Linked DNA regions of Homo sapiens: regions 1 and 2 are each linked to region 3. The links are chromatin contacts, found by Hi-C or POLR2A ChIA-PET in ENCODE. All regions are on one chromosome and are shown on one strand. The core of a region is the stretch at or near the end of the contact, and the rest is flanking DNA. Distances in the headings are between cores, read along the strand shown. Region 1 overlaps LDLRAD4 (low density lipoprotein receptor class A domain containing 4). Region 2 overlaps LDLRAD4 (low density lipoprotein receptor class A domain containing 4). Region 3 overlaps LDLRAD4 (low density lipoprotein receptor class A domain containing 4).

What was found. Hi-C counts contacts between places; a loop is a spot of excess contacts on that map. ChIA-PET counts read pairs that join two places held with the same protein, here RNA polymerase II (POLR2A). Pooled maps may share reads with other maps.
Region 1: a pooled map shows a loop between it and region 3 (6-fold over the local background). The contact joins two enhancer-like sites. A Hi-C loop is called at or near these places in 2 of 168 maps with a recorded cell type or tissue (CD14-positive monocyte and naive thymus-derived CD4-positive, alpha-beta T cell), 2 of 37 single-sample maps with no recorded cell type and 13 of 50 pooled maps. POLR2A ChIA-PET finds 5 or more read pairs at or near these places in 5 of 52 experiments (T-cell, activated T-cell and activated naive CD4-positive, alpha-beta T cell).
Region 2: a loop to region 3 is called in a map of CD14-positive monocyte, with 2.3 times the contacts of the local background. The contact joins two enhancer-like sites. A Hi-C loop is called at or near these places in 3 of 168 maps with a recorded cell type or tissue (CD14-positive monocyte, naive thymus-derived CD4-positive, alpha-beta T cell and posterior vena cava), 3 of 37 single-sample maps with no recorded cell type and 13 of 50 pooled maps. POLR2A ChIA-PET finds 5 or more read pairs at or near these places in 3 of 52 experiments (HepG2, T-cell and activated naive CD4-positive, alpha-beta T cell).

What each region holds. Positions count from the first base shown.
Region 1 is chr18:13,575,250-13,578,735 of GRCh38, reverse strand. The region is part of intron 4 of LDLRAD4 (low density lipoprotein receptor class A domain containing 4); the gene reads right to left. Among named protein-coding and RNA genes, the nearest start is that of MIR4526, 34 kb to the left of the region's middle. Within about 2 kb of position 1,340, at least 4 of the 41 ENCODE cell types and tissues checked have a DNase peak (open chromatin) inside an H3K27ac peak, as active enhancers do.
Region 2 is chr18:13,556,364-13,559,698 of GRCh38, reverse strand. All of the region lies in intron 4 of LDLRAD4 (low density lipoprotein receptor class A domain containing 4), which reads right to left. Among named protein-coding and RNA genes, the nearest start is that of MIR4526, 53 kb to the left of the region's middle. RefSeq lists an enhancer at 1,178-1,277. Within about 2 kb of position 1,403, at least 2 of the 41 ENCODE cell types and tissues checked have a DNase peak (open chromatin) inside an H3K27ac peak, as active enhancers do.
Region 3 is chr18:13,374,098-13,377,573 of GRCh38, reverse strand. The region is part of intron 2 of LDLRAD4 (low density lipoprotein receptor class A domain containing 4); the gene reads right to left. Among named protein-coding and RNA genes, the nearest start is that of LDLRAD4-AS1, 52 kb to the left of the region's middle. RefSeq lists a silencer at 1-24 and enhancers at 2,127-2,256, 1,257-2,456. Within about 2 kb of position 2,118, at least 18 of the 41 ENCODE cell types and tissues checked have a DNase peak (open chromatin) inside an H3K27ac peak, as active enhancers do.

The DNA of each region.
Region 1 (3,486 bases), core at 91-2,590, 200 kb before region 3:
TAGCAAAAAACAAAAGTTGCTCCAAGCTAAATATATTATGGTTCGCTAAGAAGCCAGCACCAGCATCTTATTCAGCTGTGTGCACGATCTGCAGGGCATGCCACAGGCTCTATAAGATCGCCACTGTCACTTCTCCCAGGTGGGCACGCCTTCTTCCGCTGAAGGTTAATACTTCTATGTGTTTCTTCTTTCCTGTCCTCTAGCTTATTCTCTGGCACCTAGCACCATGCTTGGCAAACACTGCTTGGAGGAGGACAGTTACAAAGAAGGTGGTTCCGATGACAATGATGATGTGCTGGCCAGGGAGGGCACAGGTGGAAGTGGGAGACCATCCCCATCTCCTGAGACAAGGAGGGACCCAGATTAGTCAATCTAGTTTTAGGGAAAATTTCAAGGTGTTCCAGGGGAATATAAATAACAGTTAAAATTAGAAAATAAAGTAGTAAGGTGGTAATTCATCAGACAGATGATGCCACCAATTATTTAATGGGGAAAAAGCACTTACTGAGTTTGTAGCAGGTGCTTTTAGCTGAGACCCACGGATGAGCTTCAGGGGTCTGCAAACCCCGTAACTACACATGAGACTTGGTATATTTGCATTGCTTTGGGATGAAAGTCTTTGGCCTGCTTCAGATTCTCAAAGGTTAAGAACCACTGGTTTTTAGAGATGGATTCTCCCTCCCCTGCTTGCCCCACCAAAAAGAAGTAGGAGGCACTGACCTCCCTTCCTCACAGCCACTCTCAGCCTCATTTGGGTGTGGAAAGTAAGCACAGCCTCTTTTTAAACATAATAATCAGAGCTGAGTTTTAGATATAGCACGAGAAAAGCCCATTCATGATTCCAGAGTAAGGAAACATTACAGGACAAAGCTGTGTGGTGTTTCCAGTGCCTTTTTCACCTGGAAAGCAAGAGTCCATTTTCAGGCAACCTGATTTTGTTTTCTTAAGAGGTACGCCTCACATGGCCAAACTACATTAGAATTTGCCTACAGCAAATCAATTTGCAACCGATAATGTAGCCGGTACTTTTCCTTATTAAGGTTCCATTTATTCATTAAAGAGGACTGTGCAATGCTAGAGACGCCGCACACAGAGCTCCCCTCTCCCTTCGCTTTTGCGTTTCCCCTCACTATCACCAAGAATGACTTCCCGTTTTAGTTTTCTGAGAATAAGAACATCCCCATTTCTTAAGTTTTCTCTGAGGACTTTTCTCAGTGGTTGCTCTTTTTTCTAATTACAATAGACTGAGTCATAACTCACTCTGCCCACATTTCTAACATCACCACAGTAAAAAGCTGTCCTCGGCTGAGCAAAGGCATGTTCCCCAGCAGCCAGCAAACCCATCTCAACACAGCCGCGCTTGGAGACTCAGGACTGCCGCTGCAGGGTCCTCAATCCTCCATTCTCTCAGTTCTCAAAAGCTGCTGAACATGTCCTTTGTTGTCCATTACACAACCCCTGAAATATTAGCCTAATTTCCCAAAGTAATCAAATTTCTTTCCAGTCCATGTAGGCATGGAACAGCATGCCCAGGAGTTGACTTTCCCATTATGGACTCTGTTTGTGTGACTATGACATCTGCTTCAAATCACATGGACTGAAACTTGCAGAAATACAAAACTAGCCTCATGCAAATTCGGATACTTAAAAAAAAAATGCTAAACCGCAAATAAAAACAAAAATATCACCAGGAAATTAAACCCTGTGGACTTCACTTTTTAAGTGTTGGGTCAAGACACCTGATCATATTTTCAAAAACTTATGCTAAGGATTCCTTTCCACAGACAACGACATGTTGTTTTGCTTAATGTTGTAACTTCTTTCAAAGCCAGGTCCTCCCGTCTGCTCAGCTGGCAGTTTCTCTGAGCGGAGCTCATGGGCACCCCAGGCCCTCCTGAGATGGCCACACTGTCGCCATCTCTATCCTAACACTCTACCTTCCACAGCCTCCGGACATCCCCCTGCTACAGCTGGGAAGGATGACTGCACTTACCATGACTATCTGTGGTCCCACCCAACAAATCTGAAGGTTCTGAGCTCAGAGAGCCCAGCAGAGCCCATGAACAGAGAGACAATCCACATTCTGTGAAGTGCAAAGAGAACCAGGGGTTGACTGAACTGACCCCGGACAGCACCCACCCTCCAGCTCCTAAGCTTATTTAATTAAATGGTAAATCCCAATCAAAGTGTTGAAAGCCAGAAAAGTCACAATGTGAGCTGGCAAGAATTACATGGCTTTAAGCTAGGCAAGAAACTGGAAGAGGAATCCACTTTATTTCTTTCTTTCTTTCTTTCTTTTTTTTTTTTTTTTTTTGAGACAGAGTCTCGCTCTGTCCCCCAGGCTGGAGTGCAGTGGCACAATCTCGGCTCACTGCAAGCTCCACCTCCCAGGTTCACGCTATTCTCCTGCCTCAGCCTCCCAAGTAGCTGGGACTACAGGCGCCCGCCACCATGCCCAGCTAATTTTTTGTATTTTTAGTAGAGACAGGTTTCCCCGTGTTACCCAGGATGGTCTGGATCTCCTGACCTCGTGATCCACCCGTCTTGGCCTCCCAAAGTGCTGGGATTACAGGCGTGAGCCACTGCGCCCGGCTGGAATCCACTTTCTTGATGTTTGTAATAACTTTTATGAGACAAAATATCCTCCCCAAAGACTTGCTTCATAAAAACTTCTGCACAGCAAAAGGAACAGTCAGCAGAGTAAACAGACAACCCACAGAGTGGGAGAAAATCTTCACAATCTATACATCTGACAAAGGACTAATATCTATAATCTACAAGGAACTCAAACAAATTAGCAAGAAAAAATAACAAACAATCCCATCAAAAACTGGGCTGAGGACATGAGTAGACAATTCTCAGAAGAAGATATACAAATGGCCAACAAATATAGGAAAAAATGCTCAACATCACTAATGATCTGGGAAATGCAAATCAAAACTACAATGCAATACCACGTTACTCCGCAAGAATGGCCTTAATCCAAAAATCAAAAAATAACAGATGTTGGCGTGGATGCGGTGAAAAAGGAACACGTTTACACAGCTGGTGGGAATGTAAACTAGTACAACCACTATGGAAAACAATGTGGAGATTCTTTAAAGAACTAAAAGTAGAAAGAACTACCATTTGATCCAGTAATCCCACTACTGGGTATCTACCCAGAGGAAAATAAGTCATTATACGAAAAAGATACTTGCACACGCATGTTTATAGCAGCACAATTCACAGCTGCAAAGATATGGAACCAGCCCAAATGCCCATCAATCAATGAGTGGATAAAGAAATTGTGGTATATATACACCATGGAATACTACTCAGCCATAAAAAAGAACAAATTAATGGCATTTGCAGCAACCTGGATGGAGACTATTATTCTAAGTGAAGTAACTCAGGAATGGAAAACCAAACATCATATGTTCTCACTCACAAGTGGGAGCTAAGCTATGAGGATGCAAAGGCATAAGAATAACACAATGGACTTTG
Region 2 (3,335 bases), core at 154-2,653, 180 kb before region 3:
TCTCTAGACAGAAGAAATAACAAATAGCTTACATGTATATATATACATATATAAAATGTACATACATACATATGTACACAGATATACTTGCATTTCTATATGTATATATACATGTAAGCTATTTGTCATATATATGTGTACATGTGTATATGTACATACATACACATATATATGATACATACCCATATAAATTCACACACCTACTTAGAAATTTCAATTCTAGACAAATAGAGACTAATAATCCTGTTGCATTTTTTTAGCATATTGGGCCTTATATGTAACTAACAAATTATACAAATAACTTGGCTGAAGTGTCCAGACCTTTTCCATGAATGCCATTTCAAGGCAGGTTCCCTCTTCCAGGTCTCTGGGATTTATCTCATTTGTTTGTTTGTTGGTGAGGGGCTGAGTCACAGAAGCAGCTTCAGAAACCCCACAAGGAAGCAGCCATGCAGATGCTGTGCTGATCACCCACTAAAGTGTCCCTTTGTCACTAATCAGTCAAAAATTATTTATTGAGGAAAAATGAAAGTAGGGACTCCCTCTTTCCTTAAAGAGACAGTGACACCTTTACAGATACCAAAGATCAGTGGTGATCCATCGAGACTCCCTGCTTACTTTTATCTAATGCTGGTCTTGCAGCCAGTGGGGTACTACATTCTGGGGTGCTGCCGGTGGCACGTCTAGTGACAGTAACAGTACTTCAGTGCCTGCGAGTCGCATTAGCTGGGGAGCTGGTGTGCTTCCCACTTCTGTGATTGCCCTAGTGCACAGGGTGGCCCCCGATGACTTGCTCTTGTAGAGGGGCAGGGGGAGGGCTGGGTGGGAGAATTCAAGGTTATGTAATGCTTACTGTTGATCACCTATTAACAGAAAGCAATGGTGGCAGAGGTTCTCTTTGGGTGTTCATATTTTATATTTTTCTTACTGTTTTATATTTTTCATACTTTTTAAAATTTTTCTTAGTTACACTGGCTAATAGCAAAATTATTTTGCATTTCTGAGTAAACAGTAACTCCTATGGAAGATTACCCAGAAACACATGAAGTCCTCGTGGGACTCGTTCAGCTAGCTGATAAACATTTACGACTGAGCCATACATGTGCCGATCCTACTAGGAATAAAAATTTGCTACCCATATCCCAGCAAGTGCTGCCAATTCTTCGGGTTACAGCTACATAGATATAGCTCTTCCTCTATTACTGCTTTAATGCTTTATGAGTAAGCTGGGATGTCTGTAGCCAGGTGGGTCTAGAACAATGTTTTCCAGGAATGCTCTTCACCACGTGGCCTGGGCAACCTGCCCCTGCTGGCCAGAGAAGTCGGGTACGAATAGGGGAACTGAGGTAGGCAAGTGGTGCTTCTGCATGCCCCTGTGGCCTGGGCGGATCCCCAGGGATGTGTCTTCAGAACCCATCATGTCTTGTTTTCTTCTGCCAGAGTGACACCTACTGGGAACTATGGAGGAATGCAGCCCACTCCTCCGATACAGTCCCACTCAATATTCACCCTGGTCTATTTTTGCACAAGGGTAAGAATTTCAACCAGCTTGGATAAACACACAAGTTGTGTGACATGAAGATAAATTTGGCAATGGTTGCTTAGAAACTGACAACAGTGCAATCAATAGGCAGTTTCCCAGAGCGCCCTACTCCAACACCTTTTAAAGTGCCAATCAAAGTTTGCAAAACCATTCATTATATTTCAATATGTGGAATTTTTTTGTACCTTGAAAAAATGATTAGATTTTGTTCCTGTTTAACAACTTACTTCTAATTCAAATTCAAAGTGAAAATAATGAGATTGGGCATCAAGAATTTGGACATACTGGTGTCTGGTATCGAGGTTCTTCAGCTACTCAATGCACGTGATGATGGTGATGATCATGATGGTAACAACAGACAATAACACATATATTACAATGCCACATACTAAGTGTTTTACAATTCTTAGCTCACTTCTTAACAATTTCTCGTCTCCCTATAAAAAGCTTTGTCTAGGCCGGCTGTGGTGGCTCACGCCTGTAATCACAGTACTTTGGGAGGCCAAGGTAGGCAGATCATGAGGTCAGGAGATCGAGACCATTCTGGCTAACACGGTGAAACCCCATCTCTACTAAAAATATAAAAAATTAGCCGGGTGTGGTAGCGCATGCCTGTAGTCCCAGCTACTTGGGAGGCTGAGGCAGGAGAATGGCGTGAACCTGGGAGGCGGAGCTTGCAGTGAGCCAAGACCGCATCACTGCGCCCCAGCTTGGGCGAAAGAGCGAGACTCAATCTCAAAAAAAAAAGGCTTTGTCTAAAGAAACCATCCTTAGGCACTAGTGTTTGAGAAGGTCAAGTTTAGGTTAGGATCATGTTCAAAGTGAAGACAAAGTCTAGTTTTTTGCTTATTTTCTTTTGAGACAGGATCTCACTCTGTCACCCAGGCTGGAGCACAGTGTTGTGATCATAGCTCACTGTAAGCTTGAACTCCTGGGCTCAAGTGATCCTCCTGGCTCAGCCTCCTGGGCAGCTAGGACTATGGGCATGTGCCATGATGCCTGACTAATTTTTTTTTTTTAATTTTGTAAAGATAGGGTTTGCGGTGTTGGCTAGGCTGGTCTCAAACTCCTGGGCTCAAGTGATCCTCCTGCCTTGGCATCCCAAAGTGTTGGGATTACAGGTGTGTGCCACTGAGCCTGGCCGTGCTTATTATCTCCTTAAGCCAGATGAAAGTGCTGTAACGTCCAAGCTTGGTTTTCATCACCATGCATTGCTAATATCTATTAATCACCCTTTATAAAGCATTAATCACCCTTTAAAGGGTGGTTCTCTTTAGACGGGGGAAAAGAGCAACTTGACAGTGAGGAAACCTAATACACCTCAGTCAGGTGATCAAGGTCACCATCAGCAGTTATAAATCACGTTTAAACTACATACCCTTGATATGATGCACAAGGACAAGGACAACCAGTGACAACCACTCCCCATCATGGCCTTTTCCAAACATATTCCCGTGTATCCCATTAGCAAGTCTTTGTTTACCCATGGACACTCCCTTTCCCTCAAATACATCATCCTCAAAAGACCAGGCTTAAGTACTCCCTGTTCTGTGAAGCTTTCCTTGTTCTCTAAGGCAGAAGTTATTTCTCTCTCCTTGGTCTATGTGGTTATTTGATCTGGGCTCATGATTTTTCTTTATAAAAGCCTCTCTGGATTCGGGCATAGCCAAGCACCAAGCCTCACTCTCCCTGTGCACCCACCTTAAACCTCACCCATGAATTTCACACAATTAAAGAGACTTAGATATACTGCAGGTAATCATGTGTCTTCACTGGATGGTAAGGCTCTTGA
Region 3 (3,476 bases), core at 869-3,368:
AACTTAAACTTCGGTTCAACCACTCTGCTATTTCTCCCACTTAAGGGAACCAGAAGAAGAAATTATTTGCAGTTAATCGCGTGCCACCCTAGGAAAGTCATGGGTTGTACAACCACCTGGGAGAAGGCACGGGCACTCATCTAAGAGCTAAAAAAAGATAACCTCTAGACCAGCCTTTCCAAGAATGACTTGCAATTCAAGCAGCAAAACCATCATTGAGGCAGACCAAGTTATGGAAACAGACGTGACGCAGCCTAGTCAGTTCATGTTGGTGAAATAACTTAATCTGGCCACAGAAATCCAAGGAGATGCATATTTCAGCCGATGTCTGAAGGACAGAATGCAAAACAGTGCTGTCAGAGGATGGCTCTGGCGTTGATGTTACCGGCAGTGAGCAGACCCAAGAGTGTGACAGAGGAGCTCTTGGGTGTGACACACATCAAATGCCACCTGCGGGGCCCGGCACACTAAGCCTTCTGACGGGTAGTCCCGACTCGATGCACCTTCAGGGAGCACTGAGAGAGCTTCCTGACTTCCTGCAAGGCCAGGCGAGGCAGGATGTGAAAGTGCATCTGTCCCCAGGAGCAGCTGTCACAGAGGGCAGAGAACCCAGGGGAAGGCTGCCTGGTCTCTAACTAATGGGGCCACAAACCCCACCGCTGTGTTCTGGAGGCCTCCGGCCAGGCAGAAAGAGTTCATTAGACCAATTTCCACTGCCTTGGTAACGAAGGCCCGTGCGTGTGCTCTCACACAGGAAAAGCAAGTGAGGGTTATTCATGGGGAAAGCACCACAGACAGGTACCATGTATCCCGCCAGGCAGCCCAGGCAGCGGTAAAGATACGTGCCCTCCTGGAAGACAGAACTGGCCCCTCTGGAACCGCGTGTGATAGAGCAGTCTTCCACAGCACCGGACGCCGAGGGTGTGCTGAGTTTGCTGGGCTTCAGAGGCACTGATCGGCAACTGCAGGAGCCGTCTCATCCTGAGCTGTGCCCTCACCCGCAGAAGAAGCCCCTGTGTATACCTGATGCTGAAAGGATCTGTCTGTCTTATATGTCCACCGTCAGATCCAGGCAGGAGAATTCCTGGGATCCACCAGAGAAAACCACAGGATGCCGCTGGCAAGAGGGAATATAACTGCCATGCTTGGCAGCTGACGCCGCTGTTCATGGGGATGCACAGGCTCTGAGAGGCCTTTCATGATCTAAGCGACCGTGGGCCGCGCCAGCCTGACCGCCAACTTCCTCTGCACGGAAAGTCATGTCTTCTTTAGATTTTTCTTTTTCCCTCTCAGAATCTGGCCCTTATTTATTCCCTTCCCCACTGGAGTTGACAAGTAGGAATCGATTTATTCCAACCCCTACTCTGCATGGAGACCTAAGCACATTTCTTCAGACAGAGGCCAGTGCCCGCACAGCCTGGGAGGACAGGCAGGGAGGGGCAGCTTTCCCGCAACAGACAGCAACCTCGTGCCTACCCTCCCTCCCAGAGTCTGATGAAGTGAACACAGTTCCCTCAAACGGCAAGAACGAGGACTTGATTTCACTCCTCCAAGGAAAGTAAGCTGCTGCCACTTTCACCAAGATAATCTGGGCCACTGCTCCCCAAATATCCCCAATACCCCAGGCAATCACCAAAACTACCCTCTATTTTTACTTAAAAACTAGATAATTAACAAATACACTTGAAATCGGGAAACACACATACGCCGGTGGACAAGACCAGTGTTGAAGAGCAAGGCGCTGGCGGGCGGGAGGAAACGAGGAGGAGAAGGCCTCCCACCAGGTGCAGGCTCCCTGGCAGGGAGGAAGAGGGTGCTGTTCCCTGACTGTACAGAGGGAAGGGAGGGAAAAGCAGAGCACCATGATTGCCCCAGTAAACTCCACTCCATAACTGAACACTCAGAGCATTCACTCAGGCCAGGGCCTGCTTAGATTAGAATTTAGCTTTTCATCTTCAAATACTTAAATAGGTCAGCATCACTTTACTTTGTCCTTACCACCAACCCAAGCCTCCCCATCTCACTCAGCTTCGGCCCTGCCCTGACCCAGCAGGCCCTCATTTCCAGCCCAACACACAGAGCCAGCTGTGACTCACTCGCACTGCCGAGCCACAGGGATTCCCCACGTCGGAGACATCACTCCTATCGAAATGACTCATCTCCTCACTTCCTTTGAATAAAAACATGTTATTATGTTCAATAAAACCATACAAGAAATAATAACTAAAGATGGCATTTAAATAACTTATACCAACACCTAAAAATGGCTTCCTGGAGGAAAAGGGAATGACTGGCATTTTCAAGGATATTTTCAGACCTCCTCCTTTTCTCCTCCTTTTCCACCGGCCTCTCCTCCAGATGAGTCCTGGCTGCATTCAGAGCTGCACGGACCCCTGGCCTAGAGGTAAACTTGGGCAAAGCAGGTTTTACAGTGAGCACAGAGGCTGCCATCAAAATCTAAAAGCAGTCTAGCTGCTCCACTACCGTCCCCTTCCCTTCTAGTTCCCATGGAAACAGACCTCAGATCGCCAAAAACCGGGTAAAGATAGCACCATGCCCAGTGTTCCCGCAATCTGTTTCCATGGGAACAGGAAGGGAAGGGAGTGGAGGCTGGGTGGCTAGACGCCTGCAAATCTCCATCCCCGTCATGGGGCTGCAGACGGCACCTACACACAGGTCCAGGGCCTGGGGTGCTCTTTAGGAATAAGATGTCCACTTGGGGATAGAGTCCTAAAGATGAGGCTCCCAGCAGCTGGGCTGTGTAATTGAAGCTGCTGCAGACTTCCAGACACACACCTAGCAGGTGCTGGCCTTCTCAATCGCCCCTCAGCCAACAGGGATGACCATTTCAGAGCACGGGTCCCACTCCTGGCTGGGTGGCAGAATCACCCCAGACCAATTGAATCACTATCTGTCGGGGCTGGGGCAGGACTCTGCAGTGTCTCATCAGCTCCAAAGGTGATTCTGATGCACGGCTGTTCTGGGAAAGCGAAGATCCAGACCAGAGCTTCCTGAGATTAAGGTGCCTGCAAATTCCGGGGATGTGGTGACTGCAGATTCGGTTCAGCAGGTCCGGGGCAGGGCCCAAGAGGCTGCATTTCCAACCAGCTCCCAGGGGATGCTGATGCTGCTGGGGACCACATCTAATTAGTGAGATTCTAGACTCCAGGTTCTTTGGCTCTAGAACCTTCTCCACAGACCAACAATGGACAGACAGCCACTCCTGCATGAGAGCTTGCTCCCATCGGCAGCCTGCAGTCCATGACCCAGCTCTGGCCTCCACAGGAGACTGTGTGGGGTCAGGGCTGAGAGGGCTCCGGCCTCCATAGGAGCCTGTGTGGGGTCAGGGCTGGGAGGGCTCTGGCCTCTGCAGCATCCTCTGCTACCTGTGCTATCCCAAGAGACGACCTATGTGGGTCAGAAGGTAACAAAACAGCCAACATTTACGTGTAATTATCAGGGACACATGACATCAC